Regions from separate parts of the Mus musculus genome. Here all the other regions are linked to region 1. Evidence: chromatin loops called from intact Hi-C (ENCODE). Cell type or tissue: heart. All regions are shown on one strand.

What was found. Peaks named below come from ENCODE experiments on the same cell type or tissue, not always from the same donor. Only the 100,000 strongest peaks of a DNase experiment are listed, where the experiment ranks them.
Region 2: it touches region 1 in a loop (8-fold over the local background); 23 of 42 quality-filtered maps call a loop at or near these places.
Region 3: a loop joins it to region 1, with 2.3 times the contacts of the local background. A loop is called at or near these places in 14 of 42 quality-filtered maps.

The regions. Positions count from the first base shown.
Region 1 is chr3:96,436,948-96,444,947 of GRCm38, forward strand. It overlaps BC107364 (cDNA sequence BC107364), which reads right to left. Exons shown (of 4, transcript NM_001256181.1): 2 at 5,096-5,220; 3 at 3,762-3,915. The coding sequence starts at 5,204. Among named protein-coding and RNA genes, the nearest start is that of n-THgtg2, 5.0 kb to the left of the region's middle. In heart, a CTCF peak has its summit at 3,802 (motif pointing left); a DNase peak (open chromatin) is centred at 3,844; H3K4me3 peaks cover 875 bases; H3K27ac peaks cover 490 bases; H3K27me3 peaks cover 5,868 bases.
Region 2 is chr3:96,280,204-96,288,203 of GRCm38, forward strand. Fcgr1 (Fc receptor, IgG, high affinity I) reads right to left here. Exons shown (of 6, transcript NM_010186.5): 4 at 6,781-7,029; 5 at 5,606-5,890; 6 at 2,706-4,416. The coding sequence ends at 4,073. Among named protein-coding and RNA genes, the nearest start is that of Fcgr1, 9.8 kb to the right of the region's middle. In heart, CTCF peaks have their summits at 4,491 and 7,409 (motif pointing left); no DNase peak of the experiment used is centred here; H3K4me3 peaks cover 1,226 bases; H3K27ac peaks cover 458 bases; H3K27me3 peaks cover 4,227 bases.
Region 3 is chr3:96,323,127-96,331,126 of GRCm38, forward strand. It overlaps Gm24830 (a small nuclear RNA gene), which reads left to right and starts at 5,299; the gene lies at 5,299-5,464. In heart, a CTCF peak has its summit at 4,083 (motif pointing right); a DNase peak (open chromatin) is centred at 5,105; H3K4me3 peaks cover 1,897 bases; H3K27ac peaks cover 579 bases; H3K27me3 peaks cover 4,438 bases.

The sequences.
Region 1 (8,000 bases):
TGGTCTGCAGAATCTTTCTACCTTCCACTCTAGAGCAGAAAAAAAGGTTTGTGGGCCAGAAGACTCCCTTGCTTACAGGAAAGAGTCCCTGCATCCAGTGCTAAACTTACCAGATCGCACACGATAGCAAAATCTAGCCTCAAAATTCCCGTGTAACCACAATGTTGTGATAATTTCTTACCTCAATAGCCTGTATAAAAAACACACAACCCAGTTGTGAGATTTGTAAGCTATATATCTAGATTGGGCAGATCTATCACTGTACTAATTTATTCCCCAGCTATGAGACCCCTTGCTACCCGCAGCCTCTCCAGGTCATGTGGTTCTGCTCCATATTGGCTTCCACGTCCTCTTTCTCTGTCCTTTCTCCTTCTCTCTCTTCACCTGCCACACTGTCTGAGACCTCCAGTCCCACCATTCCTTCCCACTGCCCAATCACAGGCTCTAGCCCTTATCTGACCAGTTAGAATGGGGAGAAGGTTTGCACGAGATCACTTGAGCGCATGCTCTAGCCCTTGACATGGGCAGCCCCTCTTGAGGGCGCAGAATTAACATCAGAATACAAACAGCACCAGGGCAATCCACAACATTCCCCCTTTTTGTTCAATAAAAAGGCTCCTTTTCCCCCTCAGATATAAGTGGGACACAACCATAACAATTATGCAAATTATAAAGTATAAGGTACACTAAACACCCAGTCCATCAATTTTGTCGATTAGATAAAGCACTCTACCATCTGTCCTAACTTAAAGACTCTACAGTTCTATACCTGACGTATGTTCTGATTTTAACTTCTATACCATCTGAAAACCATTCTTTCAAATCTACACCATCTTCCTCAATGCTAAACAACTTAAGTTTGATTGTCAGAACTAAGCTGTCAATTACCCTGCACATGTGTCCTTTCCTAAACAGTACTTTTTATCTGAGGATGAATTATTCTTGCCCAGTGGCTACCTTGCCACTGCTAGAACAACTCCATGTGGAGGTTATAATGCTCAATAACTTTCTGATCCACGAAGGGGGTACTGTCAGGAGCTGACAATGTCTCACAGTCAAATGATCCTTAGTAATGAAATAACATTAAGTGTCATATTCTGTGGATTTTGATGTTTTTGAAGACTATGTAAAGTATATCTGAACTGTTAAACCTTAACTACTCTTAGCTGTTTCTATTTGAATAATATTGAAGAAACTTTATTATAATTAAATCAGAATCTAATATAACCATGAGTTTACTATCTGGTCCTTGTAACCATGAGTTTACTATCTGACCCTTAACTTCTCTTACTGAATAATCCTAAAGAGTTTGTAATAGCAGCTATAGAAAGACTGGGTCACAGCCTTGTATTCTTAAGTGAGTTGCAGAGGCACAATGCCTATCTAAGAGTAACAATATTAATTTCAAATTTTATATCAATATACAAAGATTTATACCAATGAAAACCTTAAGTCTCTATCAATATATATATAAATTCTATACCAATGTAAGAAACTAAAACTTCAATTTTGCATCAATATAAGGATTTCTACCAATGTAAGATTATGGCTATACAATGCTTTGTTTAAGAGCAAATTTAATATCTTATCTCTATCTATTTCTCTAATTTTTCTAATATTACTATATTCTCCCTTTTTCTTTCCACCCCCTCCCTTTACCTAAGAAGAAAAAAGAAGAAAGGAAAGGTAGAAATCCCTGAGTCTAAGGCCTCAAGTTTCCTCCCTGTCCGAAGTTACAATATTTGTCAGTTACCCCTTAAAATGACAACATACCTGTTATTCATAAAATAGCCAGATCATCTACTCCAACCTAAGAGCCTGGGATAATGATCTTCTTTTGCTTGCTTCTAGCTGAATTGGGGTGAAGATTCCCTTCTGGGGACCCAAAGGGAAATAGGAAAATTGATTTTGTCAAAGGAGGACATCATTTGCCTTAGCTGAAGTCCTGACTGAAACAGTCTGAAGGGCTGGCTGGGTGAGCTACCTGTTCTGGAAATGTCCTGGAAGCAAGTCTTTAGAGGAAACAGCTTCGATGTAATTGAGGTAGAATCAAGCAAGGAGCTGGAATGGAAGGTCCCAGATTCTTAGCACCCCAGAGAGTAAATCTTCTCAGGGCTGTCTCTCTCCTCTTTCATTCTGCATTATACAAACCTTACAAGCAGCACATGGCTCTGTAAAGACATTCATATGGAACGTGCAGGGTGCACAGATCAGTTAAGGAAGACCAATAAAGAAAGTCAACTGTCTTTCTTTACATGTTAGTTTGATCACATAATCAAACTACAACATAAATTTCCATTCTTTCAATCTGAAAGGATGGTATGTAGTAATAAGTCAAGAGAATGTTGTATTCAATAAGTATTATTGGCTGTATGTAGACGTTTAAGTCTCACTAGTCCCCAGAGTGTCTCTGTGTACAGAGGCATACACCTCACTTATCTTGTTGATCTTGTCAATCTTTCTCTTCTTGTCTGTAGCCAAGGTCTTCAGCCTGCACGTCTATCTCAGCAAAGCAACCTTCACCAAGCAGCTGCTCTGTGGAAATCTCTCTACCCCGGCTCGATTTTGTCTTGCTATCTCCTTTGCCTCTTCTCTCCACCATGAGAACCATTGTAAATGTGACGCAGGTTTTAGTATTGCCTTTGCCATATCCTTCCAGTCTTGGGGGATTACTCTATTTTTAATAGCCCAAGAAGTCAGGATTTGTTTTGTTTTACAAATGGCAGATGTATTCCAAAATTAGTGACACTTTCCTTAAATGTCCTCCGGTCTAACAGACCCACACGTTGCCATTCGAGTTCCCGACAGTTCTGTGAAGGACCATCGTGTGCTGTTCTTTGCTGTGTGCTAACCGGATGAACTAAAGTCTGGTTTCTATCAACCTTTGGTTGGTTTTCTCCAATGTTATCTTCTGTCTCTACCTGAGTATTTTCCCTGATATTTTAAGTTCCTCCTATTCCATAAGTTCCTGTTCTTTCTGTCCAAAGTTCTGCTTCCACATTCTCATTTTTTCTTCATTATAATTCTGGTATTCTGCTGTCTACTTTATTTTGATTGATTGATTTTAAAAGGTTCTCCAAGCCTTGCTTCCAATCCTCATTATTTTCTCTCTGCCTCTCAGTCTGACCTGTGAGCTGCTGCATCCTTTCTTCTAGCGTCTTTTCCAGTCCGTCTCCCACCTTCATTTTGTTCTCTCTGTCACTTACTATGACCTGTCAATGTCAGTGACTTTAATTCTAGCATTCCCTCTAAGCCATGTTGCCATTGTCAGGCCTTAAAATTCTCTCTCTGTTGCTCATGCTGCTCTGTAAACTCCTGTACCTTCTGTTCTAGGCCCTGCTTCCGTGATTCTAACTTCTCTTCGTGTTGTAATTCTGATATTGCAGCATCTACCATATTTTTATTTACTAGTGTTAGTAAATTATCCTCTAGACTCTGTTTCCAAATTTTATCGCTATCTCTTTGTGGTTCAGTCTGATTTGTAAATTTCTGCATCTTTTGTTCTAGCATCTTTTCCAGTTCCTCTCTGCAACCTTCAATTTTCTCTCTCTGTCGCCTATCTTGACCTATAAATCCTGTACCTTTAGTTCCTCTAATTCCTTTTCTAAGCTCGTAATTGTTTATTTAGGGCCCTGTCTTTTTGAGAAGACATGATAAACCATGATAGTAACCATGTCATAATGATAATTGACAGTGTGTCGATTTCCTTTAAATCCATCCCTGTCAAACTGTTCAAAATATCAATTTATAATTCTTATTACCTGATCCAGAGCTTCTTGTACCTCTGTCTCCCTCTGCTGTTCGCTTTGGGACACTGCAGTTCGCTTCTGTGAGGTCCTGTCTTTGTTTGGGTCAAGGACGCGGATTTCAGGTGGTTGGGGCAGTCGGTCTGGTTGTCCGGTTTTCTGTTTAGACCTGGAAGACACGGGGAAGCAAACGGGGAAGGCTGCTTGGGCGGAGATGCCTGCTGTGCTTTTGAGAAGGCTATTTCGCAGGCAGTCGCGCCCCAGGGTCCTTAGTCCTTCTTTAGTTTCAGGGAACCCCAACTGTTGTGATGCTAGCGCTGCCTAAATCCCAGCTCTGGCTGGGGTGCCGCCTCTGGTTGCTAGGGTTTGCTTAGGGCTTGGGGAGGCAGCGTTTAATTTACACAGTGCCGCAGCTTTAGACCGCAGCCCTAGCTGTTTATATTGGGGGGACGGGGGTGGGAGGCGGGGGTCTTTTATTTCAAGTTAGTTAGGTTCTAAGCCCGACGTAGGGGTGCCAACTGTTTCGTGGATTTCTTACCCCAATAAACCCGTATAAAAACACACACACAAACCAGTTATTATATTTATAAGCTATATGTCTAGAATGGGCATTATACTTATTCTCCAGCTATGAGACGTCTTGCTACCTGCAGCTTCTACAGGCCATGTGGTTCTGTTCCCTATTAGCTTTCTCCTTCCCATCTCCTGTCTCTTCACCTGGCACACTAAGACCTCCAGACCCATCTTCCTTGTGGGGCTGTGTCCTCGCTGCTGCTATGGCAAGCAGAGTTACCCAGCAGGGGAGAGAGACTCCATGGTCGGGATACACTGTGCTTGGGGTGTGCTGACCCCTGCGATTTCCCCAAACTCTCACACCTGAGCCTGTTCATAGAGTTCAAAAGTTGTATTTCTTTTCCTTTGGAAACGTTTGTGTGTGCGTTGTAGCTTCGTGGCTGTTTATATCAGATACAGTGCATGCATGTTTATTTTAATTTACTATAGTTTTGTATACTGGTTTCTTTGCATAACCTGGGACACTGAAGAGCTGTTAAGGGAGAGAAAAGTGGTAACTATGTAGTGTACGTTTTCAAAAAAATTCCTTAGCCACGATTAAGGATTAAATTCAGAAAAGTGCAGCGATTGTTGTTTTTGCTTTTCTAATGCTAGGTACTGAACTGGTAAACCCATAGTCTTCGCTGACTGTCATCTGAGGAGTGGCCTATTTGTCAAGTCTTTAATTCTTTGAAATGACGTCTTGATCAGTTATAAATGAATGAGAAAACCCCTAAGATTAGAAGTCTGGAGTTTTTGTTTCAGTGTTGTTTCTTAAAACCATAGAGCACACTTACAGGCGAGTAACTCAAATTCTGGGTTGAATTTCTCCTTTCCTCGGCTCCTGTTTTGAAGTCTCACACCACCAAGCCTGGGCTTAGCTGCCAGCACAAACCTTCTCAGCATGGTTTGAAATGAGTCCCTGGCAATTGAAAGAACAGGGAAAGAGTCACTAGGAGACAATTCCTCTTTTGTTTCCTCTCCAAACAAATGCTGTTAACTTTTGTTCTTTAAAATCTAACCTTACAATTTTATTGTTTTTGTGAAAAATCAACTTAGAACCTGGTCACTTGGCCCTTTCTCTTCTTGTCACCTCCCAGTTCAAGCTGCTTGTATCTCTTAACACAGTGTGCCAGGGTTCTCTTAGATCTACAGTGGGGTTCTGAACGCGATCTTCTTTGTAAGCCTTTTTTTTTTTTTTTTTAAATATGCTTTGTTCCCTGTCACAAGGACACTAATCCTTGCCCTTCCTGTGCTGTCACTGCGTGGAGCTGGTGCCTGCCCAGTTCTTGCAGACAGCTGGGTGAGTTTTAGGAAAGTTCAGCACAGCTGGTGGTGTGCTATCCAGTCAGAAGCCATTACATTTCTGTGAAAATCCTTAACATTCATGTGAATGTTATGAGCAGGATAATCACCATGGTTCTCTGCATGTTCTTAGAAGCCAGGATGGCTAGGTTCATAGTCCAGGTTTCATTCCACATTCATAAACAGACCCTGAACCAAAGGTTGAGTTATTTCTGTGTCTCCTTTCCCCTATCTGCCATCCCAGGCGTCCTGGAGTTCACAAGGCTTGTGTTTATAAAGGGGTTGGGGTTTTGTTATGTTTGGCTTGTTTTATTTGGAAGAGAAGAATGTTCCGATACTCTGTACTAGGAACGGAACTGTGTGCCCTCTACCACTGGACTATCCTACCCGCACTTGTCACTTTTCATTTGTACACACAGTAATTCACTACGTTGCCTAGGCAGGCCTTGAACCACCTGCCCCAGCCTCCGTAGCAGTTCGGATCATAGACCTGAACAGTCAGATATCTCTGTGTTTTGTTTTGTTTTTATAAATATGGGTTCAATACAGAACAGAGCCCCTGCCCTCCCTCCCCCCACCCCCCATTGGTGACATCTGCTATAACTGAAGCCCCACATTAAAACCAGGAAACCCCACAGGCCAGACTGCAGGTCTGAATCAATCCTCATTCACTGTTTGATATGTTTCTAGACATGCATGAATGTATGTGGGCATCCTGCTGCTTCACCTATAAAAATGTCCTCAAAGGCATTACCACCTCTCACTGACTGCTGGGTGCTGTTACCTGTGACCAAAAAACTCTTTCCCTAAGGAGTAGGTTTCTGTATATATCTCACACTCTGAGGCCTTCAGCTCAAGCAGAAATGTGAGGCCACTTAGCAAAGATGTGCCCAGAAACAGGCAGGACACTAGTACTGTGCACTCTAACGAGGCTCACAGAAGGCTGGAAGGAAGCACCCACCCAGAAAACCTGATGTAGCAGAGAAGGCCAGTGAGTGGGAGGGGCCTCGGAAACCAGTTCTCAGCAGGTCAGGGGGCTGCAGGCAGGTAGTCTTGAGAGTCCCCATCCCCAGATCTTCAGCTCCCTTTCTGGTTCACCATTCCACTCTCTGGGTTTCTATTCCCACCCCAGGTCTCCTTCACTCTTCTTATGACTCTCTATCCCCCTCTGTCTTGTCAGGTCTCTTCCTCCTTCCCCTTTAAGTCCTCTCTCTCTCTCTCTCTCTGCCTCTGTCTCTGTCTCTGTCTCTCTCTCTCTGACTCTGTCTCTCTCTCTCTCTCCTGTTCGCTACTCTTGGAGCCAGATGCTATCTCTCAGTATCTGAGCCTTGCTCTCACCTAACCCTCTGCAGAGTCCAGGTTGATGGTCACCAATTGGGTCCCTAAACATCCTCCTTCCAACTGGGAACCTGTTTCATGTACCACAATATCAAGAACTAAAGGGGGGCAGATTGCCAAGTACCAGTTGCCCCTGCTCTATGCCTGAATCTCTCCCTGTCCTTCTCAATTCTTTGTCTACCCCACTCTTCCACCTACGCTCTCCCATAGATGCCATGGCTCCCTAGAATCCTGACCAATAGCCGCCTGTTTCCATCCCATTGCCGTTTCAATACTGGCTCTGCTTCTTTCCCAACACTTTTGATGGCTACTGTCCCATGTGTGTGAGACTTACTCTTCTTCTGTTGCTGTGATAAAACACCATGTCCAAGCACAAATTACAAAAGAAAGGATCATTCTGGCTTACGGTTGGTTCTACAGTGAGAGTTTGTAACAGTGAGGCAGGCATGGCAAAAGGTGGCCACAGCCAGAGGCTGACAAGTCACACCTCTAGCCAAACACAAGCAGCAGAGGAGGGGGGGGGAGGAGGAGGGAGGGGGAGGGGGAGGGGGAGGTGGAGATGGAGGGAAAGGGAGAGGGAGAGGGAGGGGGAGAGTTAAAAGTGAGCTGAGGCTATAGCCTCTTAAAGTCCACCTCCAGTTGTACACATCCTCCAACAAAGTTCCTTATACCAATGGTCCCATGACTTCCCCACACAGTGGGACCAAGTGTTCAGATACATCAAACTACCACACCCTGCCCTACCTGGTAGGGTGCACATGCATTTCATCCCAGCACTCAGGAGACAGAAAGGTAGGACTGATATGTGAGATGGAAACAGGAATAACATACCTTGCAGGTTAAGGTTTCTGTTTGCAATCAAGACAGTTAAGAATAAGGTCTTGCTTGTTTTAAGTTGTTTTGCAAGTAAAGGTTTTTATTTGTAAGTGAGAAGTTACTGTTTTCCCTGTGTTAAGTCCTTGCAAAGTAAGGTTTCTATTTGTAATTAAGAATATGTTACCGTGTCACCGCCACTAACTGTAGGTCAGCTCTGTGGTGTGGGGTCCCAGTGGAGGGCAG
Region 2 (8,000 bases), 160 kb before region 1:
ATTTGATCATTCAGAAATATCGAGCTTGCTTTCTGGTACAAAATAGCATCAGATGTGAATGTTTTTGGTTGGCTGGGTGGGTGGGTGGGTGGGTGGGTTTTTTGTTGGGTTTTGGATCTTCATGGCAGCTTACAACTGTCTGTAACCTCAGCCCTCGGGGATCTGACACTCTCACACAGACACAGACAGACAGACATGCAGGCAAAATCCCAACGTACATAAAAATAATAAATTATTTTAAAAAATAAAATAAATGGCTCATTGGATAAAAGCACTTGCCACACAAGCATGAAGGCTGGAGTTTGAATCCCTAGAACCCATGGAGAGGCAGACATAGAGGTGAGCGTCTATATTTCCCACTTCCTACACTAAGGCATTAGTGGAGAGAGTGAGTCTCCAGAATACCTCACGTGTGTGGGGGCAAACAACAGAGACCCTGTGAGAACCTGCAGCAAAGGGTGTGCGCACGCCCACACTCACACCCACACACACATCCACCTTACAGACTCACTGAAGAAAGGAATTGTCAGTCCAGGGAGAAGGGTCAATGGGTAAAGTGCTTGCTATACTGAGTTCATGCTTCCACCTAAAAGACTGGCATGGCAAGGCTTGTCTGTAACCCATGTCTGTAACCCCGGTGGTACAAGGACAGGGGTTATCCTGGAGGAGGCGCTGCTGGCCAGCTCTAGGTTGAGTGGGAGCCGCGGTCTAGAAAGATCAGGTGGAGAGTGATTGGAAATGACACTGGAAAGCAACTTCTGGTCTTTGACACACAAAGATGAACACACCTGTGCACACACACACACATATGTGCACACACTTACACTAAATGTATAAACAGTCCCTAAAAGTTTTATTTGAGCAAAGGGATCTTGTAAGACTCCAAAGGCTTTATAAATAGTCATTTAATTGTCTCATACTTTCTGAAAATGGGCTATGAGTGTTTGAGATGCAAAGCCACTTATGGGAATGAACACCGGTGTACCACAGCAAAGACGAAAGACAGGACCGCAGGGGGATCAAACTTCAGACTACTTTGGGAAAGATCTTTTGTTAACTGAAGTCCCTAGGAAAAAAGCCACTCCCATGATAGCTGTCTACAAAACTAGCTGGCTGTGGAGAACTAGAACATTAGATGGGAGCCAAAATCATCTTGGGCTCTTGGCCTGTTAGCCATCCATTGCCTGTGATCTAACTGTGGTGGTTTGAATATGCCTGGAACAGGGAGTGGCATTATTTGGAAGTGTGGCCTTGTTGGAGTGGGTGTGCCATCCAACTCCCTCATCCCAGCTGCTTGGAAGTCAGTCTTATAGCGTCCCTCAGATGAAGTAGAACGCTCCACTCCTCCTGGACCATGCCTGCCCAGATGCTGCCAGGCTTCTGCCTTGATGATAATGGACCAAACCTCTGAACTCATAAGCCAGTCCCAATTAAATGTTGTTCTTATAAGAGTTGCCTCGGTCATAGTGTCTGTTCACAGCTGTAAAACCTTAGACATAACATCTCTGTGACAAATACATAAATCCTTTAGAAGGGTGCAGTGGCTATTCCTGGTTGTCAAATTGACTACATCTGCAATGGACTACAATCCAGAATTGGAGGGCTCACCTGTGATCTAGATCTTGAGGCTGAAAGACACAAGTTTCTGACCTAGATCTTGACATGGAGATCTTGAGGCCATGAAAATCTTAGACCCAGGCAAAGTAGTACATGCCTTTAATTCCAGAAGACTGAAGCAAGCAGATCTCTGAGTTCAAGGTCAGCCAAGGACAAAGCAAGTCCCAGATCCAAAAGCGGTGGTACACACCTTTAATCTGGGCCACACCTTCTGCTGGAGGCCCACATAGGGAGATTGGAAGAAGGAAGACTCACTCTTCACCAGCTTGCACTTACTTGCCAGCACCTGTTGGAACCTACTTCTACAGAAGACCAGCTGAAACAGCTAGCCTGGTGGGACCAAGCAACTACTAGATTCTCAGACTTCCCATTCACAGCTGCCCATTGTTAGGTTACTTGGACTATAGACTGTAAGTCATTACAAGAAATTCCCTCAATATAGAGACAATCCATACATTCTGTAACCTTTGAGAACCCTGACTTATACAAAAGGCACAGAGTCCTAGCTCCCACAAATCCAAAGGCTATGCCCGTCATCACACAGCATGAGACCTATAGCAGAGAGCTCTTCACTTCACTGTGATCTGCCGCCCCTTCACCCAACTGGCACCGCATCGAATCATGGAATTTGGAGAGTCCTAAGATTGTATTCCCAGGCCCTGCTCACCCAGACTGGTTCCACGATAAACTACCTCTCATCCCTTTTGAGACAAGAGCTGTGGTTTTGTAAGGCTATTTAAAAAAAAAAAAAAGATTTATGCTTATCTATGTGTCCGTGTGTCGAATGTGTGCTCATCGGAGCTACAGGTGGTTATTGTTAAGAGCTGCCAGCGTGGGTGCTGGGAATTCAGGTCCTCTGGAAGAGCAGTGCAAATGGAAACAGCCCGCATAGGCTCATATGTTTGAATGTTTGGTTTCCAGTTGATGGATTGTTTAGGAAGGATTAGGAGATGTGGTCTTGTTGGAGGAGGTGTGTCGCTGGGGACCAGGCTTTGAGGTTTCAAAAGCCCAGGCCAGGCCCATGTTTGTCTCTCCCCCTACCCCCTCCCTGCCTCCATTTGTCAATAAGATGTAAACTCTCAGCTACTGCAGTTATAATTTATTTTTTAATTGTTCTTGTTCATATGTCTGTGTCTGCATGCCCTGCACATGTGGGTGCTTGAAAGAGATCAGAAGACGACATCTGGACTTACAAGCAGTTACAAAAAGTGAACTCAGGTCCTCTGGAAGAGCAGGAAGTGTTCTTAACCCCTGATCATCTCTCCAGCTCCCACACTGTTTTTGACAGTTTCTGCATGCATTGTACAACAGAGTGTATCTCCTCCTGTGACTGTGGTCCATTATCCCGGTCCCTCTCATGCCTATTGGTCCCTGGTTATAAAGGTCCCAATATACCTTGCTAATGTTCACATCCAGGGAGGCTCAGGCTATGCCACACCCACTCTGCAGACTGGGACCTCTAGCACGGCAGACCCTAGAGTTCCAGGGATGTGAAGCTCCAAGACCTTCAGGGGATCCTTAGGAGTGACAGTAAGTGGAGACATGATCTACTCCTTGTTTCTAGAATTCGGTCTTCCTGCGTGGTCTAAGGGCATTTGTGACACCCATGTAAGCCGTGCCTTCCAATAGGGACGCTTTGGGCCAGTGTTCCCGCCCCACACTCCAGCTTACAGGTGGTACAGGCTGGAGAAAGCTCTCACCACCCAATGAGAGCACCTGAGGGTGCTGTCTGCTTGTCAGATAATGATAGAGCTAAAAGCCTTTGTACCATAGCTCTGCTAAGACACCACATGCAGGCTGCCTGAAAAGGCCCCTAGAGTGTGGGAGTTTGGGGGTGGGGGTATCTGGACCTGAGGGAGGTTAGATGGATGGATTACTGCTGACACTTCACTCTTTAGCTGCCGCCACTATGTCCTTTGAGGGTCGTGGGCAGCAAATCTGGGGAGGGTGCATGAAGAGAGACGGTAGGAAGGAGAGCACAAATTCCGATGCTCTCAGGATGACCACCGGGTCTTAGCCAGCTTTAGCCCAGGCTATGGAGCTGTCTGTATCAGCGTCTGCTCCCCTGACACGCAGGCCGTCCCTGGGGAGGCCTTTCCCTGAACCCATCCACCCTGTGAGGGGATGGCACAGCTGTCCCTTCTGGGCAGGAATCTCACCCCTGCTCTGGTTCCGCAAGTCTCAGACTGGAGTCTTCCAGAGCTGGGTCCTGTCCGGGGCGGCCTGGAGGGGGATGGGCGGGGGGGGGGAGTCCTGTGGGATTCACTTCCTGTTTCCCTGCTCCATAAGGTCAAACATTCGACAACCCCCGCTGTGACCTGACTCCATGTGTTGCAAGATCCCTTTGGTATAGGTCTCCTTTCAAATGTCTGATTACCCAGCTTGTCTCAGCCGGATCCAGTCTGTATATTTGCTTTATTTAAGAGTTGCATGCCATGGTCCCACAGTTTCAGGGTCAACTTTGGGAAGTTTGTGCCCCAGTACTGTCACTGGGAGGAAGGGGTTCAGGCTGCTCGGGTCCACAGTCACCCACTGAGCTTCGAGGTCCATCGGGCGCTTCTTTTGGTGTGGTCTGGCTCGCAGTGGCTGTTACTTCTTCATACACGCCATCGCTTCTAACTTGCTGAAAGGAATTTGCTTTCTTTCCCTGCTCAGAAACCAAAGGGACTTCTAAGTTGTATTTCTTCTCTCTCTGCAGCCTGTGTATTTTCACATAGAGAACCGTGTTCAACGAAAACATTATTCCCACTGACAGATAAAACAGGATGTGAAACCAGACAGGAGCTGATGACTGGGGACCTGAAACAGAGAAAAAATCCTTTAGACATCGGAGAGACCCAGCCAAGTTACATTTGGAAGAAAAGGAGCCAATAAGCCCTCTAGGTGGAGCAAGCGCCTTGGGAATGTCACTCCTGAACTTAGAGACCATGGTTAGTTCTGTGTCTTTAATGCTTGAAGCAGGTTTGAGGACTTTTCCCTGCCAGAGTCTTGGTTCTGGGCTTATGAACCCTTCACTCCAGTCAGATATAGGCAGCAGACTATGTTGTATAAGGACAATGTAAAGCCATATGTAAGTTCATCAAATCAAAAGGTGCATCCTTGTCCTGACTTGTTTCATGTCAACTTGACACGAGCCAGAGTCATCTTAAAAGAGAGACCCTCAATTGAGAAAATGCTTCCATAAAACCCAGCTAGTTTCTTTTCTTTTAAAGATTTGTTTATTTTATTATTGTACTTATTTTATATATATGACGAGTACACTGTAGCTGTCTTCAGACACACCAGAAGAGGGCATCAGGTCCCATTACAGATGGTTGTGAACCACCATGTGTTTCCTGGGAATTGAAATTAGAACCTCTGGAAGAGCAGTCAACGCTCTTAACCACTGAGCCATCTGTCCAGCTCCCAGCTAGTTTCTTAATTAGTGACTGATAGGGAAAGGCCCAGCTCATTGTGGGTAAGGTGGGCTGGCGGTCCTGGGTTCTGTAAGAAAGCAGGCTGAACAAGTCACGATGAGCAAGCCAGTAAGCAGCACTCCTCCATGACCTCTGTCAGCTCCTGCCTGCAAGTTCCTGTCCTATTTGAGTTCCTGTCCTGACTTCCTTCTATGATGAACTGTGCTGTAAAAGTGTAAGCCAAATAAAACCTTTCCTCCCCAACTTGCTTGTGGTCATGGTGTTTCATCACAGCAATAGAGATCCTAAGACAATCCTAGTGTCTTCTGTAGTGAGTGGGGGTAGCAAAGGAGATTAAAGAGAGGGATGCAGGACAAAATGAAGGAAACCATCAGGAGGGAAAATAAGATAAAGGAAAGGAATAAAGAAAGGAAAACGTGAGAGACAGGGAGGAAGGAGAAGAGAGAAGAAATTCAGGGAAGGCTGGAGGGTGACTGCAGTTCTGAAGGAGGCGTAGAGTGTTCCTCTTCCAGGCTGGACTACAAACCCCTGAGTGAGCCTGGGGGTTGGGAGAACACTTCCCTTGTACTCACCAAGCACTTGGAGCTCCAACTCAGGGCTGCGCTTAAGGACACTGCTGTCCTCCGTGGCTACCTCACACCAGTAGAATCCAGCATCTTCTCTTTCCGCCCTTGCTATATGGTACTCTGAGGATGTGTTCCTGTACTCCAGGATCTTGCTGCCCACGTAGAAGGAGAAGTGAAGCTGTAAGCCGGGTCTCTGCAGGAGCAAATTCGTCTCACAGTTCAGGGTGACCAGACTCCCCTCCGGGAAGGGAGATGACACGGATGCTCTCAGCACTGGCGTGGTAAACAGCTCTAAAGAGAAAGTTGACAAGGGACAGGGTATTCACTCTGTCACTGTTCTTTTCATGAGACTCCCTCCCCTTTCTCCTCAAGAGAATGGGTCTCCCCCATTGCCAGCAGAGAGGCATGATTTCTAAAAGCCGTGACTGTGGCCTCCAGCAGAGGGGCTTCTCATTGCAAAAGCGAGCTTCGCTGCATGGCTCTATTTATTACGAAGCCATAGAGCCTCAGGTTAGTAGCCACCCCAAGTCAGCACTAAGATGCACTTGCCAGCTAGGTAGGTCATTCATTACTTGTGCTACTCAAAAGAGAATCTGGGACAAGAGTTTCCTCCCCACAGAAATAAACTATTTTTAGGACGGGAACACCTCGCCAGTGAACAAGAGGATGAGAAAGGTAAGCTGTGGAGAGAACAAAGACCTTGAATAACTTGAGCAGAGAAAACTGCTTTACAGATGCTTAAAGAGAAGTGGGCCCAGAGACGACACATGTCCCTGACATATAAACACAAAATATAACTGGTTCCTAATGCCTTTCTGGTTTTTATTTCTATGGAAATTTCATGAGATTTAACTGGATTAAAGAAAAAAACAAACAACAACAACAAAAAACAACAAACTCTTGACTAATTTGAGTCCCTGGCTTTAGGGCTAAAATAAGTTGATGAAGGGACAGTCACTATCCCCTGACTGTGACACTGTTGGGCCATTGTAGATCTGCAAAGAGCAATGGGTTGCGACACTAAACCCAGCCAATGGTCATTGAGTGGTCTTTGGGGAGGCTGCTTGCCTCGTCGTAGGACTCAGCTTCCTCCTTTGTAAGTTTAAGTGAGGACCGTGGATGCTTTTGTAGTGGCTCTTCCGGTCCTTACAACTGTAACTCTTGCTATCTAGACTGGATACCTTTCACCGTGATGGACACTCCTGCAGATGTGTAGCGGTGTCTTCCCGTGCCTGAGCAGTGGTAGATGCCGCTGTGACTCAGGTTGGTTTTCAGAATGGCGACCTCCGAATCTGAAGAAAACTGAAAGGATTTTCCATTTCTATAGAAAACCACATTGTACACCAGTTTATTCTTCCATCCGTGACACCTCAAGGCCAGGGGTTCTCCTTCTGTGAGGACTCTGCGGGAGGCCTGGAGTAGCAGCCAATCTGAAAAGTGAGGGCCCACAGTGTTTGCAACAGTATGAGGAAGTATGAGGCCGCCAAATCTTGGCCCTGGAGATTTTTATATCTTTTACTTGAAACATCCCAACCCCAATCTCCACTATGGCCCACACCTGTCTCGCTCTCAAAGCTCTCCTCTTCCGTGAAAGAAAATCGACTTTTGCCAGCAGCTGTGCACACTAGCGCCCTCTATTGTCCCTTCTCAGCAGCTGTGCACACTAGCGCCCTCTATTGCCCCTTCTCAGCAGCTGTGCACACTAGCGCCCTCTATTGTCCCTTCTCAGCAGCTGTGCACACTAGCGCCCTCTATTGCCCCTTCTCAGCAGCTGTGCACACTAGCGCCCTCTATTGCCCCTTCTCAGCAGCTGTGCACACTAGCGCCCTCTATCGTCCCTTCTCAATAGCTGTTCACATTAGGCCCCTCTTACATCGTCCCTTCTCAGGGCTCAGAAGTTGGTTGGTACAAAGTTTACTTTGCATGATAGAAAGAATTCTTAGATGACCCCCAGAGAATCATACCTAGGCCCTTGACTGTGATGAATGCCTATGATTGGCTTCTATAGCCAAGAAACTATGACAAAGGCCAGGTGCACATTTGCTCTATCTGGCTCTTCCTCAGCAGGCTAGATGGAGACGTTCCTGGTGACCTTGAGGCAGTAAGCTGCCACAATGTGACACATAACCTGTGAGGGTTACATGGCAAGGGCTTCTGGTCATGTGGTCCCCCAGTGGACAGCCAATTAGAAAACGAGGACACTAGACCTGTAATCCTGAGGAATTGAATTCTGCCAATGATTTTGTAAATGTGAAGAGAGACCCAAAAGGAACACAGTAAACACTCTACAGCAAATCGATGGAAACTGAAACATAATAATGTGTATGGTTGTGGCAATCTGTTATGATGAAGTAGAAAGTGGTGTGCTGTAACTGCTGAGCCCCTGTTAGTAAAGATGAGG
Region 3 (8,000 bases), 110 kb before region 1:
AGTTGTAGAAGTATTTCTGAGAGTCTGAGCCCTAGGCTTACAAATGCTATGCATCAGAGACTATAGTATATGTGCTTCTAAGCAATCAACCTTATAACATAACTTTCCATAAATGTGAAACCGATTTATTTTATTAAATAAAAAAAAAATCTTCACACTCCTGATAGTGTGGTAAACTACAAACTATAGAAATACATCCAGGAATGGCGTGGTTGTTTTTCTGTGAAGTGAGAAGGACCTCTCCCTGTCTGGTCATCAGATGACATCTCCAAGACATTTTGTACATTTGTGATTATTTCTCTGGTGACCTGGTCAACCAGGGCTAGAGGGGCCGGTCAGAATGACTTCTTAAAGAGCTCTGTGCCCAGCATCTTCCCCCAAGGAGAAAAACCTCGCTCGCTGACCCCTGATGTTTGTGCCTCCTCTCTGTCTGCTGTGGGCAACAGGAGAGAATTAGTAGAATGTACCCTGTTCTTCAGTATTTTCCAGAAGGATGGAGCAGACTTCCACCTAGCTACATGTTGATCAATCAATATGTAATTTAAGATATTGGTTCACATCATTGTGGCAAATCAAAAGTTAAAGGTATGAATCCCAGCAAATGAGTCCTGTAAGAATTTTGGTTTAGGTAGGTCTTCTAGAACAAGTAACGTAGTGTTATAATTATCTTATATAATAAATACAATTGACTCCCTCTTTGGGAAGGTCCACCTGTTTTTATTAAGTCCTTCAGCTGATTGGATAAAACCCATTCACATTCTGCTTCACTTAGCATTTACCAATGTAAAAGCTGATCTCATTTCAAATACACTCTTGCCTAGTCTACATAGTAAGTTCAGGATGGCCAGGACTATGTAGAGGACCCCTGTCTTAAAAACAAACAAGAGCCGGGCGTGGTGGCGCACGCCTTTAATCCCAGCACTTGGGAGGCAGAGGAATGTGGATCTCTGAGTTCGAGGCCAGCCTGGTCTACAAAGTGAGTTCCAGGACAGCCAGGGCTATACAGAGAAACCCTGTCTCGAAAAAACAAACAAACAAACAAAAACAAAACAAAAAACAAACAAACCTAAGGAAGTAATTTAATTGAATATACCTTTGCCAAAACATCTAGCATCATGCTGGACCAAAAATGTTTATACGATGACCTAGACAGTCTAGCTGGCTATGATATTGTCTTTATGTTATCCCTCAATTGGAGGGAGTGCTGTTTCTATATGAATTCTCTATCTGAGACAGATGATAGTCAATAGACTCCCACACCTTTTGACACCCTGTGCAGAAACAGCCACACCAAATTTATTCCTTTATCTGTTGATTATTTGAGTTCATTTTCATTACTTTTTTTTTTGGAGTCAAGGTTTCTCTTTGTAACCCTGACTGTCCTAAAACTCACTCTATAGACCAGACTGGTCTTAAACGAAGAGATTCTCCTGTCTCTGCCTCCTGAGTGCTGGGATCAAAGGTGTGCACCACCCCTCTCCCCAAGCCTTTGGGTTTTCAACTCTAAGAGCAGTTATTAGACAATGACTTTTTATCTCTACCTGTATACTGCAGATTCTTTTTCTCCCATCAGTGGTGTACATACGGATTTCTGGTTTGATTTTATGAAATGAACATCTAGGGATGCTCTTTCTGCTGAGCAGTGGCTAGCAGTGTTCCTTTCTCTGTTAGGTGACACATGACAGCTAAAGGCAATCTATGGGTCTGTTTGGATTGGCAGTTGATTTGTTCTGAGGTATTTGTTAAGTTTTGATTTTGGTATTTCCTGGTATTTGACTCTGTTGTGTAGAAAGAAAAGTGATTCACATTTTATCTGATAAAAATTCTAGGGGCCCATTAGGTGTCATTCATATATATATATATAACACGAACACTCTCCAGTCACACTCTTCTCCCTTAAGAAGACTAGCTTCAATACAGCCCTCTACCTGAAGGTGATCTTAGAGGGGAGAGTGCCCCTGGCTTCCAATAGCTACTACACTAGTACAGTGAAGTTCCCAAGTGTTTGAATAACTTTACAATAGTTTAAAGTGGGCTGCAGGAAGGAGGGAAGAGAGACTCTGTCACTATATGGCAGTGAGTGAATATAAGGTCTGCCTCAGGCATTCCCCAGAGAATAAAATGAGAGCTTCTGGCAGCTATGGAAGGAGCAAAGAATTAACAAGCATTTGTTATTTAATTACAATTCGTTAATTTGTTAATTAATTACAATTTGAGCAAAGGTTTAGTTACTAGTACAATTAGTTCTCTCAAAGTACTTATTAATTTTAAGGGGTTTTGTTGGAGGAATATAAATTAGTTTCTGAGTGAAGATAGCTTACTTTTAAAAGTTTTTTCATGACCTGGCAGACCTATTGCTTCCAGGTTTTTCATAGCGGGGCAGAGGCACTGCTTAGAGGGGAGGTGTGTCAGAACAAGACTTTATTCCATGATGTGGAAGCAAAAAAGAGAGAAAAAGAATGAGGTTGAGATCCAGTGTTCCCATCAAGGGGTGGATCTCCAGTGGCCTCATCTCCATTTACCTCTCCCATAAACCAAAGCTAGAGACTAAGACCAAGACTGATTTTGGAGGTAGGGCTTCTCTATGTACCTCTGTCTGTCCTGGAACTCATATCACCATGCCTGCCTGAGACTAAGACTTTTTAACATGGAGCCTTTGAGAGACACTTAAGGTTTGAACTACCATGAGTAATCAAACCACTTTCTGATGATCACAGAATCAGTAGCCGCCTGGACCATGGACACAGCCACCTAGGCAGCAGTCTAATGTCTAAAATAGAAAGTAGTTTCTCTTTCTTGCTATGCTGAGAATAAAACCCAGAGCTTTGTACTTAACAAGTAGCCTGTGGTGGTTTGAATGGGTATGGCCCCCATAGTTTCACGTGTTTGAATGCTTGGCCCATAGGGAGAGGTCTCATTGGAGTAGGTGTGGCCTTGTTGGAGGAAGTGTGTCACTGTGGAGGTAGGCTTTGAGATCTTTGGTCAAGCTCTGCCCAGTGTGACACACAGTCTCCTTCTGCTGCCTGTGGATCAAGACGTAGAGCTCTCAGCTCCTTCTCCAGCACCATGTCTGCCTGCACACCAGCATGCTTCCTGCCATGATGATAATGGACTAAACCTCTGAAATTGTGAGCCAGCCTTAATTAAGTGCTTTCTTTTATCAGAGTCTCTGTGGTCAGGATGTCTCATCATGGCAATGGAAACCCTAAGGCATACCCTACCCACCATCTCACTCTGGAATCCAAGCAACCTCAAACTCATAGACTTACTGCCTTCACTTCAGAAGGCTGAGATTAGAGTGTGCACCTCGATGCTTAGCTTCTCTTCAGAACCTAATGTGGGCCAGTCCCCCTTCAACCGTGTACAATAAACGGGCTAAGTTTCCAGGCTTCTGGCATGTCTCCACCAGCACCCTGCCCATCTGATCCCAGCTCTTCTGTATGCCTGTCTGTCATTTCTTTGATCCCAAAGCTGTGCTGATTGCAGTAGTGGGCCAGGCTGACCTCAAACTCAAAGATCTGTATGCCTCTGCCTCCCGAGTGCTGGGAAGACCTGCACCACCACACTCAGCTCTATCCATAACTCTTCATTTCACCAGTTTTTAGTGTACTAGAATTTCTGCTCTGGTTCATAATTCTTTTTCATATTTATTTTTACTATTTATTTGTGAGTGTCTGTTAGGTGCACATGCCTGCAAGTTCCCACGGAGGACTGGTGCTGGGTCCTCTGGAGCTGTGGGTGTAAGTGCTGGGCACTGAACTAAACTCTGGTCCTCTGCAAGAGCAGCAAGCACTCTTAACAACTGTGCCACCTGTTTGGCCCCAGCTTATTCTGAAAGAACGTAATAGATCTCTCGCTCTTTTCCCCTAAATAACAAAACAGCTCAAGTATTAAGACACTCCACAGGTTATCTCATCAAGCAATAGTAAAATTGTCTAAGTGAAGTTGCCCTTTACTGGTTAACTGAATGCTAATTCTATTTAGATGGTTTATAAAATAAAATAAAATAAAATAAAATAAAATAAAATAAAATAAAATAAAATAAAAAAAGCAAGAGTGCTCTGTCGGCAGGTACCCATGCATGCCAGAAGAGGGCATCAGATCCATTTGTCAGGAGCATGTCTTTGCTGGTTCTCTGAGCAGATGTTCTATAACCGCTTTGCCATCCCACCAGCATTTGTTTAGTAGTTAACTGTGCAAACGAAAGGACTTAATTGGATCAACTAGTTAATCAAAAGCTCCTTGGGCACGGACGTGGTCTCCCATGCCTTTAATCCCAGAACTAGGCGGGCAGAGGGAAGAGAATCTTTTGAGTTAGAGAGAGCAGCCTGGTCTACAGAGGCAGTTCCAGGACAGCCAGGGCTACCTAGAGAAACCTTGACTTCAAAAACAAAACAAACAAATAAACAAAAGCCTGGTGTGGAGGCGCACACCTTTAATTGCACCACTGGAGAAGCAGAGGCAGGAGAATCAAGGCCAGAGTTCAAGGCCAGACTGGTCTATATAATGAACTCCAGCATGGGGGGCGGGGGGGGGGGGGATGTTGAGAGACCCTGGGGGAGGGGGAGGGGGAGGGGGAGAGGGAGGCGCTCCAGAGAGGGCTTATTGGGTGCCCAGGTCCAGGAACCCAGACTTGGGTAACCCCACATACCAATGTCCCTACCCAGTGTCAGTATCGTGATGTTTCTGTAGAAGAAAACCCAGAAAATAACAGGTAAATACATCAAGAGCCTTTTAAAGTACAGCGGCGGAGACCCGCGGCAGGCAGGCAGGTTGGAGCGGCGCAGGGAGACCCCTGCGGTAGGGCTGGCTCCTGTGCTGCCCGACTCCTGTGCTCCGACTTGGAGAAGACGGGCGTCCGTTCGTCCATACCCAAAAGAGTCGGCCACAAGGATGTTGGCACCTGGGGGTGGGCCACGAGCGGCCAGTTAGGGGTAAGAGACGGTGCAAGGTGACTTGTCCCTGGTCCTTCACCGCTCCAGCACTGCGCAAGTGAGAAAGTCCAACAGGCCCCGGGATCGGGCGGCGAAAGGAAGGGGCGTGATGTCACTCCTGGGTGGCTGACGGGGCGGGGTGTATGCAGATGAGGGTCGCGCAGGGGCTGCGGCGTCCGCAGCGGCCGGGGAAACGCGAGAGATTTCTCGCGCGGCGTAGGAGAGAACGCGGGTCGCCAGATATCAGCGGAGCGCCGAGACGGCATGTGCGACGAGGGAGACCCGAGATAGGGCGGGGCTAAGTGACCGTGTGTTAAGAGTGCAGGGGCGGCGGGTGTGAGCCGGGGCCGGGCGCTAGGAGAGCATACTTACCTGGCAGGGGAGATACCATGATCACGAAGGTGGTTTTCCCAGGGCGAGGCTCACCCATTGCACTTTGGGGTGTGCTGACCCCTGCGATTTCCCCAAATGCGGGAAACTCGACTGCATAATTTGTGGTAGTGGGGGAGCTGCGTTCGCGCGCTCCCCTGGTATTTGGTAGTCTAAAAGTAAGGTACTTAATTCTCCTTTTGCATACATATACTATGTCCCTTGTGTTTTGAGAACTCTGGGGCTTGGCTTGCAACTTGAGTAATTTTGTTTATACTTATTTCAACTTAAAAGAAACACGCAATCCTAGATACTTCCTCCTCTCAGCTCTTGATATACATAAGTATACTGTAGCTGAGTCAGATCTCATTAAGAACTTGCTGAGATTTGAACTCAGGAGCTTGCCGTCAGTGTTCTTAACCGCCGAGCCACCTTACCTGCATGCATCCTTCTTTTCAAGCAAGCTTTTGTTAACAAAATGCCTCACCTGCCGACCAGGCTATATCAGATCTTAGAGGAGGGACTAGAAAAGGGGAATGACGGAGTCTGCGACTCAGTCTGAGGAAGGAGTTTCTCCCATGTTTTTCTTATAACAGGCAAGATGGCGGTCGCACACTTGTTTTTTGTTTTTTGGAAACAGGGTTTCTCTGTGTAGCCTTGGCTATCCCGAAACTCTGTAGACCTTCTGTCCTCAAACTCACAGAGGGTTTGCTAACTTTAGGCTGTGACTATCTGGAGGTGAGGGGGAAGAACGCTATGATGGGCATTTTCTGCACCCACTATAACATGTGCACTCGATTCCCTGAGGAGGGAAGGCCGAACGTCAGGACTTCACTCATTCAGAGTTTCCTCTGATCCCACAACTCGCTCTGTGTTTTCTCTAAGTTAACAGGGTGAGCTGTATATCACATGTACTCTTGGCAACTTCTTCCATTTTTAGTAAGTATTATGTGCGGCAAAGAGGAAGATGATCTCTCAGAGACTGGTGGGAATGGAGGTGGACACACACATTTATTGAGTGCTATATTTCCATCAAACTTAAAGCAAATTTTCATATCACAACTTCGAGTAATTTAATTCTGTAGCTGACATTTTACTAATGATAACAGAATATAAACAGCTTAAGTAAATTGCCAGCTACTGTGTAGTTTGTTAGTGCAGAATCAAGATTTAGGTCCAGAACTGTATCCCTGACCCCTCCCATATCCCCCCACTGGCCTTGTAGCCCAAGGATGGATTGATCTCCTGATATCCTGATTCAGAAGAACACCACCACATCCAGCTTTAAGATTGGCATTTATTTCTATCTCTAGGAAAGGGCTTAGCGAGTAAAATCCATTAAATTAGTTTTCGTTTTTTCAACAAATACATATAAATACATGTGGAATGTTTTATGTGGCAGACATGTGTAGTCATTTATAGGTAAATAAGGCGATCCTTTTCAAGCAAAGATACTCAACACTATGTAAACATCTCACTTAAGAGCATTTGTCTCCGGGTGTGGTGGCGCACGCCTTTAATCCCAGCACTCGGGAGGCAGAGGCAGGTGGATTTCTGAGTCCGAGGCCAGCCTGGTCCTCAAAGTGAGTTCCAGGACAGCCAGGGATATACAGAGAAACCCTGTCTCGAAAAAACAAAAAAGAGCATTTGAAATTGGTATGTGTTATTCATTACCTGAAAACTAAGACTAAATAATAAACCCAAATAATGATATCCAGGATAATGGCTAAGTGCACCAAAGCTCAGAATCGATCTCACAGGCACACCAACCAGACACACGCCCTTAACAAAGAACATTACTATGTCTAGAGTGTCCACAAGTGGCAGAGGTTGTTACTTTGTCAGGGACACATCTCACAACTGACCTCTAAGGTCACAACACAGAAGAGACACTAACAATGCAGGGAGAGACCTGGGTGAGGAGGAGGGGAGACCTTGGAGACCTCAGAAACCCTTAAAGGAGTCTGAAGGATGAAGGATCTTAGACAACCTGGATAGGTGCAGCAAGGTTTGACTCCGAGAGCCTGACTGATCTCCAAGCCTTATGCACGATGCACCTGCACTCTTCCAGTCCTGGCCACTCATTTTTCTTGCGGTCCTGTGAAAAATCCAAGAAGACACCTCTGTTTTCCTCCAATCCTTTTCTTTCAATTGTCTATCAACTTTTGTCTACACAATGCCCCCTTTCGTGAACTCTTTAATTTTGAGCAAAGGCTGGAAGAGGCACTGGAGATCTGTTTAACACCAGACTCTAGATTTACCCTGGAGGTCGCTGAATTGTCCTATTGTTACCTGTTTCCTTTGATCTTGTGGGTCTGTTGTCTAGAACCAGGCAGAGGTTGGATGGGGTACCATTTGAGCGGCTCCTGTCTGAGGCAGAACTGCAGACTGCCGCCATTCCAGCCTGCAGGGCCTCTTGCCAAGTCTCTATGGAATCTGCAGGGTGGCCGAGGCAAGTAGGCGCACCTGACTCTGTGGTCTTTGGGCGCCCATTGCCCTTCCTGCTTCTGTACCAGAATGGACATCTGCCCCCTTTGTCTTGTCTTTCTTGTACTCCCCAAAAGATCTAGATGCGACTGATGGTCTAGATGGGTGTGGGAAGATAGACTGTGAAAGATGGGAGAGAAAAGTCAACATTTCACCATTTAAAGCTACCAGGAAGTCTCTGGCTACGGAGGATGACAGGTGGGGTCTCTC